2 separate regions of the Homo sapiens genome follow, and region 2 is linked to region 1. A link is a contact called in ENCODE Hi-C or POLR2A ChIA-PET data. All regions are on one chromosome and are shown on one strand. The core of a region is the stretch at or near the end of the contact, and the rest is flanking DNA. Distances in the headings are between cores, read along the strand shown.

The links. Hi-C counts contacts between places; a loop is a spot of excess contacts on that map. ChIA-PET counts read pairs that join two places held with the same protein, here RNA polymerase II (POLR2A). Pooled maps may share reads with other maps.
Region 2: a map of IMR-90 shows a loop between it and region 1 (4-fold over the local background). The contact joins two enhancer-like sites. A Hi-C loop is called at or near these places in 3 of 168 maps with a recorded cell type or tissue (IMR-90, mammary epithelial cell and sciatic nerve) and 2 of 50 pooled maps. POLR2A ChIA-PET finds 5 or more read pairs at or near these places in 5 of 52 experiments (AG04449, AG04450, IMR-90 and 2 more).

The regions. Positions count from the first base shown.
Region 1 is chr2:40,035,369-40,039,253 of GRCh38, reverse strand. The region is part of intron 2 of SLC8A1-AS1 (SLC8A1 antisense RNA 1); the gene reads right to left. Among named protein-coding and RNA genes, the nearest start is that of SLC8A1-AS1, 120 kb to the right of the region's middle. Within about 2 kb of position 1,798, at least 2 of the 41 ENCODE cell types and tissues checked have a DNase peak (open chromatin) inside an H3K27ac peak, as active enhancers do.
Region 2 is chr2:40,097,305-40,101,189 of GRCh38, reverse strand. It overlaps SLC8A1 (solute carrier family 8 member A1), which reads left to right. Exons shown (of 11, transcript NM_021097.5): 11 at 1-3,885. The region is part of intron 2 of SLC8A1-AS1 (SLC8A1 antisense RNA 1); the gene reads right to left. Among named protein-coding and RNA genes, the nearest start is that of SLC8A1-AS1, 180 kb to the right of the region's middle. Within about 2 kb of position 1,954, at least 2 of the 41 ENCODE cell types and tissues checked have a DNase peak (open chromatin) inside an H3K27ac peak, as active enhancers do.

The sequences.
Region 1 (3,885 bases), core at 549-3,048:
AGGAATCCAAGTTTGTGAAATTTGAACGATGTGACATGCAATAATTCAAGTTTCTTTCATTTTAGGCACTTTTCCTATACAATATCAGTTTTTCTTCCCCTAAATGAGGGGGAAATGAAATGTGAATATGCATATCTTGAGGACTTGCAAAATACTTTTAATTTCACCTTACCTCATTTACCTACTCAGTCCTATCTGTTTGCTTTAGCACGTGACCCATATTTTGAGGTAGAAACATTAATTTAAGCCAATAGCTGTCAACAGCACTGTGGAAACACAAAATGGTATAATACGGAGTACTTGCTGTCCAAGGAAAATGCACTGTTTAGTTTTATCTCTCTAGCTCATCTTTCTGCTGTTTATATCAGAGATAAACATTAAGAGTCAAGCCAATGGAATGGCTTCTTGCTTAGCAGTTCATGGGTGTGGCTGAAACTGTCACCAAATAGATCCTCTCCACAGATAGTCCCACTCTTCTCCTTCTCTGTTCCCATGCTCACTACCAATTCACTCCACTTCTGTGTCTGGCTGCCAAAAGAACAGACAGGCTTCAGAAAGAGTAATTGGCTCCCGGCTGCAAAATGCACGGCACCCCTAGCTGGAGATAGATGGCTAAAGGCTGGCAGCCCAGGAGAGAGCCACCACCTGTGTGCAGCAGCACGTGGACATGGCTAAGCCCTGCAGGCTTGGTTGAAGACAAGGTCCTCGATGTTCAGTTGAAGGAAAATCAGGAGAGACAGCTTGTAGAGTGGAGAGTAAGGAAAGATTGGGATCGACAGTGCCAAAACCAAAAACCAAAATTCCAACTTCTTCAATATCTAGGAAGGAAAATTGTCAAGGAATTAACAAGTAGTCACATCTCCTTGGTTCCCTCAGAAATGTTCTATATAAAGATTTATAACTGCATGTATATTTAATATGTATACATATATGCATACTTACAAGTCACCACTATTATCATTTGTTATCTAATCTTTTCTTAACATGGCATTACATATAGGCCCTTACGTGCCTATATTTTACTATTCATTGGGATAGAAATTACACGGAAATATTTTACAGCTGAAAATCTATTGTTATAATGATGATGCCATCTAGAAGCATCAGGGGTAAAGTCCTTATGGCAATGTGCTTACTCAGAGCCTAATAATAAAGTTCTTTGGGGCAGAAATCTCCTGGTGCAATGAGAACAGAAAATATACTCACTCCTTAGTTTTTAAAATCATGCTAATTTATAGTCACCTTGAAAAAAATACTTTTGTTTCTCAATATTTTATTTTGTTCCAAAATGAGTTTAGCCAGCAAGGTAAAATAAAACTGAGGTGGAGGAGTGGATACTAAACAAAACAAGAAATAAGATTAACAAATAATACAAAAAAGATGTGAAATAGAGTCAGGAATGAGTCTGCATTCTCCTTGAATGGCCTGTACTATTTAGCATAGTCCAATGCCCTTCCATTCATTCATTTAATAATTACTTAGTGTCTATTATGTGCCAGCTACTCTCTATGCAACTGTTACTTTTTGACTTGCAGAGCAATATCTTCTTTCCACGGTCCTCCTCTTTATACTCTTAACTGCTTCCCTTTCCTTCCTCCATACCTTAAGTGAAGGAGTCTTTTTTGTTGTGCCTCAATCCCTCTGCTTGTAACTTCTCTTCTAAAGTAATTACCAAAGACAGGCGCAAACTGTTTCTAAAATTCAACTTCTGTATTTCTAAAAAGCCACAGGATGTCTCCATCTTAATGTCCTGCCAGCACCACAAATGCACGTGACAAATGCTGCTCTGTGCTGACCCTGAAATCTCACTCTCCATACTGCACACCCACACGCTGCAGGCACAAAACTAGCTCGGGGTTCCTTCGCATTGGTGAGGTCACACCCAAACTTCCAGCCACCTAGGCATTAAGCCATGAAAGGATCTTGTCCCTTTCCTCCCTCAACCTCTCGTCTACCCTCCCCACCACCTTTACAACAGCATAAGCAAAGGTAGGTGAGCAGAATCAGGGATGTCTGGAAGTCACTGCCACATGTACTGACAAGAAGAAGGCATGACGGCCATCTACTTATAGAAAGATGAGTTGATGACAAGACAAATCACACTATGAGAGAAAAAAGGGTAAAAATAACCTGGTTTAGGAATGAAAGAGATGTAACCATGATTGCAAAAGATTAAAATATTTATAAAACAGTACTATATGCAATTATGTGATAACAAATGTGAGAAACTAATGCTCATACATCTGATGACTGCCCCTCAGTAAAATAAACATATTGACTGAACAATAACTTTCCTAATGCTATTGCTTTAGAAGAATAATTAGTTCTAAATACAAACAAAAATATGGACATTGAAATTGTTTAGGAGTATTTATATGCTTACACCAATAGCTTTGTTTTAGAATTTAGTCATCATAATGCATCATAATTATCATCAAAAAGCTAATGCTTTTTGAACACTTATCTTGTACTAGATATTATTTTAAGCACCTCATATTTCCTGTCTCCTCATCACTCTGTGAGTAAGGTACTATTGTAAGGACGAGGAAACTGAGCCTTAAGAAGATTTAGTAATTTTTCTAAGATCAGCTAGAAAGAGGTAGGGCATGCAATGGAACCCAGTAAGTCTGATCTGAGAGTTGGTCATATTAATCAGGATAAAGCTTAACCATCAATTTGGCTATGCAGAAGTTACTTGATAACTTCCTATAACACCCAACCCTTAGTGCCCTAAAATAACAGCGGTTTATTTCTCTGCCAATAGGAGTTAAATTCAGTCAGGGAACTCTCTAGAGAAAATGCTCTGTGGTCCAGGTTGCTTCCATTTTGGAACACAAATATCTTAACACACAGCTTCTGCAGTTGCTGTGGTACACAGAGAATGCTGGAGAGCTGCACACTGGTTTTCAAATCCTTCAGCCTAAAAATGACACTTTTTCATTTCTGCTCATGGCTCATTGCAGACCAGTCACATGGCCACAACCTAACTGCAAGGAACGCTAGAGGATGTTGTCTTCCAAAAACCCAAGAAGAGAAAAATGAAATGGGATTTGGTATTTCTGCCATAATTATCTCAATCACGTAACTTGAAAACTTTTGAAGAGGGTGTTTTATATATCATATATAACTTTATTCTACAGAATGCCTTTTAGAAAGGGAACTATACATATCTAGAACTATTTCCTTAAGGAAGTTGTGGGAGAGCATGAGATCTTCAAGGGTATTATCAAGCTCCAAAAGATCATTACCTACTTGTTATAAAATGAAAAGGAGAGAAATTTGTTTTGCTGCTTCTTAGAAGGATGATTAAGAACAGAGAATATACTAAAAAATTTAACAATTTATGAAAACAGACCAATGAGGCCAGGTGCACTGGCTCACTCCTGTAATCCCAGCATTTTGGGAGGCTGTGGTGAGCAGATTACCTGAGGTCAGAAGTTTGAGACTAGCCTGGCCAACATGGTGAAACCCCATCTCTACTAAAAATACAAAAATTAGTAAGGCATGGTGGCAGACACCTGTAGTCCCAGCTACTCGGGAGGCTGAGGCAGGAAAATCACTTGAACCCAGGAGGTGGAGGTTCCAGTGAGCCGAGATTGCACCCCTGTACTCCAGCCTGGACAACAGAGTAAGACTCTGTCAAGAAAGAAAAGAAAAGAAAGAAAAAAAAAAGAAAAGAAAAGAAAGGAAAGAAAGAAAAGAAAGGAAGGAAAAGAAAGAAAAAAGAAAACAGACCATTGAGAACAATACTAGCCTAAAGAGCCAGTGAAGACATAGGAGCCCATTCTTGATACAAAAGGAAAGGGGAGATGTAGAAGGAGAAGAAATAGCAAAATGGTATAAGACTGCAGAGTAACATGGTCTCTCCCCATGACCCCAAGTTGA
Region 2 (3,885 bases), core at 705-3,204, 62 kb before region 1:
TAGGGTCTCTCATTTGAATTGGTGCAGAACTGAAAGCAGAGAGTCAGAAAGTAACTCTGCTTGTAAAAATGGCTTAGGAAAAGGAACTTAAGATTGTGGGTTATATGTGTGTATGTGTGCACACACATGTATGTTTCCTGAATTCTAACCTGAAAATATCACATTTGTGGATACTTAAAATACTCATATGCATTTTGATACACAAAAGCAATTCAAAGTATGTAAAAGGAGGCTGGAAATGTAAGCTTAACAGTGATATTCTGGAGAAAAATGTTGTAACTGTCACTCCAGGCCTCCCTTAGGAGAAACCAAACTTGTCAGATATTTTGGAATGGTAGCTCTTTTTCAGGAATTAGAATAACTGAAGTATGATACTGTGTTCCGTGTGCTTTAAAATCTGTGACCCTCCCCTGTTGCTGGTCATAGCTTCAGCATTTGAGTGTCCATTGTCTGTCGCTGAGGACATTTTCTCATCGGCTCTTTTCCCCATTGTCCCATTCCTCTCACTCACACCTGATTACCAAATAGCTCTAACGAAATCACAGTCACTCCTTCCTGTGTTTCCACCATTGTGTACATCTTCATTTGCACACCCTATTTTTTAATCAAAGTTAAAGCCTCACCAACAAGGTACTTAGAACAATCACCCACTTCTGGCCACTTCGTGACGGGAAATACATCTTTGCAGGGGAAGGAGCTGGATCAGACTGACAGGGTTTCACTCAGACTATTTCAAACAATGAGGAGCCTTGACCTCATTCCCAACTTTTGCCGTCCATAGTGGTTGATTTCTTGTTTTCTCTTTCTCTCTTTTTTTAACAGAAACTCTTAAGCTCAAGGCTAAATTACAGTGGGGACTTGCCTTTGTCTACAGTCCATGGTTTCTGTATTGGCTCAAGCCTTGAAATCTTGAAACAAGCCTAAATTAAAATTTTCTCTTAGCTTAAGAAAAAAAGTTACATATTGTCAAGACCCTTATGTGTGTGGTCCATTAAAAAGGTCTTGATATTAGAAGATAACAGCAAATTGTTTCTTATCCCACAACAGCTTTGCCTTTCAGTGTCCTTTGTGGTGGTTTTCGTAGGTCAGTGGTACAATTCAACACTCTTCCAATAAGCCATAATAATAATTGTTGGCACAACTGTTATTACAACAGGACTTGCCTGGGTTCCATCTATTAATTTTTACAGACAGTAGGAAGCTCACACCGAGGAGACATTGGTAACTTCCTGGACAAGGGCAAAGAAAGGAACTAGCATATTGTACATACTGTGTACGTGCACAGAACACTGGTCTGTGCCTTTGGAGTGTTCTCAGAGGGGCAGGCCAGAAGGGAGGATTCAGGTAGGAAATGAATCTAGGACTTCTCTTGCCTTTGATGGTTACTGATGGCAATTGTGTTTCCCACTGAATAACTTGGTGGACAATTTTGATAGTAAACTGAACTCATACCGAGCAAGCACAATAGTCAATCCATAAAGAAAAGGGTGGCATATCATAATGCCAGAAACCTTGTCTCCCTAAGAGGTGATCATGAATTTCCTATACAGGGCAAAAAAGGGAAGAATAGCCTATTCATATTCTGTATTCACAGTTTGAAGGACCCATCACAAATGACCTTCAAAGACTGACAGGGGGCAGGTAGAAGGGAGGCAAAAATGCAGAGAAAAAGATGTTACCTTGAAAAATGAAGTAAGAAATCCTAATATTCCCGTAGTTGATCCTAAAGTTTGTTCCCATGTCTACGGTTATTTCTAAATAACTTCACTACACTTTGAAATTCCTTAGTGGTGGTTTATCAGTAATACTTAACTGAATTTTTCCGTTTCTATTCTTTGCTGCCAATGAATGTAATCTCCACGACTTGCCGTTCGAGTGCACGCACAGACACACACACATAATGGTATATGCATCATATATTACTCATTTTGTGGGAAACACAATGTATTATAATGAAAAAGATTCCAGCACATTCTTTCAGTGTGTTTCAGTGATAAAATTTTGTGGGGGAATAGAGGTATACATACTCTCTTTGCTGACCATATTGTTGAAATTATGATCTTAAGCAACACTGTTAGAAATGCTTGCATAAAGTATCTTCTCTAGTATTAATGAGTTGATTCACTCTGAATTGAAGGTTCAAAAAAATGCACTAAACAAATATTTTTATATCTGTGGTATTTTCCTATTAACTACTCTTAGTGAACACGTGACCATATACCTGATATCATTAAAAAGGAAAATGGCCTAAACGAAACGTTAAAAGTGGAGGTATTTATAAAGTCTTCTGCCAAAGACCATTGTTTAATGATCTGTAAAATGTAGATTATCTTCTTTTATTATGAATGTGATTGTAAGAAACACCCTAACATTCTCTAACTTTTGAAAATGAATATTTTGTATTTCTAAGGACCAAGGAAAATATTTTTTAAGCCAATGTAGTACACAGAAGCCTTGTAAATGAGAGGTACAATGACTTGGATCAACTGCATAATGCTAGATTAGAATTCCAGCATTTGATGATAAATTTATCAATCTTTCCTATAATTCTTATACTGCACTAAATTACATTTTGGAAATTTTAGCTAATCTTTTCAAATTAAAGGCACCAACATTAATGACAGATCTTCTCTAATATGAAAAGCATCAAAACATTCCCTTTCAAGCACTTTGAATGGATGAAAATTGCCATATAATTTTCCCACCTACCTAACCATTCCATGTAAGTTAACTGAGCAGTCTAACAATGTTGTACAGAAGGTTGACAGACTATGTGCACCAAGAATATTTAAGTTGTGCAGTTAGCAAGAACTAGCCATTTCAAATATACTCAAATGTTTTGTAAATAAAAATTTTGACTCCTATAATTTTGTTCAAACTGATGTCTTTTAAAATAATTAGATTTTATTTGAATTTTAAAAGTAATCTGTTGTAAATTAGATGTTACTTTGTTGACTCTGTGATTCAATGTACACTCAGCCATATTCCTGTGGGGAAATATCAATCTTACTGACTTTCATGGCATGAGCCAGAGATTCATAGTTTCCTTTAGGACTATAAGTATGAAGACAAAACACACCAAAATAAAATGCTAGTGAAGAAATTAGAAACCTATTGTATAAAATGTATTTTTAAAATCTTAAGATATATGTGATTTACACTGCCTGTTAATCTAGTCTCTTTGTGATTAAAAAAAAACATAATATTTGTTAAGACTCAGACACCAAATATTTGTGATGTTTGTATAGCACCATCGTTATATGTGATTTCAAAGGGTAAGCATCTCTGTCGTAATCATGTAAGCCCACAGAAGAATAAATTCCTGAGGTTATGTACAACCAACTCTCAGAATTCAGACTTCCTGCAGCTGCCATATCACCAATAAATGAGAATTGTGAAAAACAATTTTTAAAGAATTGAGTTTATGATCACTGTGCATTTTGTTAATGAATGATTTCAGAGTTTTATTTTTACCAGAAATGCTCTCAGCCAGTAAACACAACTGCTGATTTCAACCATACTATCATTTCAATGGTTTCTATATTCTTGATCTAACTACCAAAAACTGGAAGCTTGTTGCAAGGTGTGTCCTAACAAACATACAATAAATGACTCTTCCTGCATGCTGCCTGAGATATGTTGTAATTTGAAATGTCTTATCAAAAAATTATACATGTTATAACCCAAAGTTGAACTGGCAATATTTTTCATGTGTAAAATTGATGGTATGTTAATATCAAAAGCAGAAGCATTGTTTGTCATACATGTATGTTATATGTGATGTTTAATCGTGTTAAACTGTAATCTGTGAAGTTTTCATTGCCTGAACTAGTCAATTCTGTATAAATCATTGTCTTAATTGTTTTCCTAATCTTACCATATTTC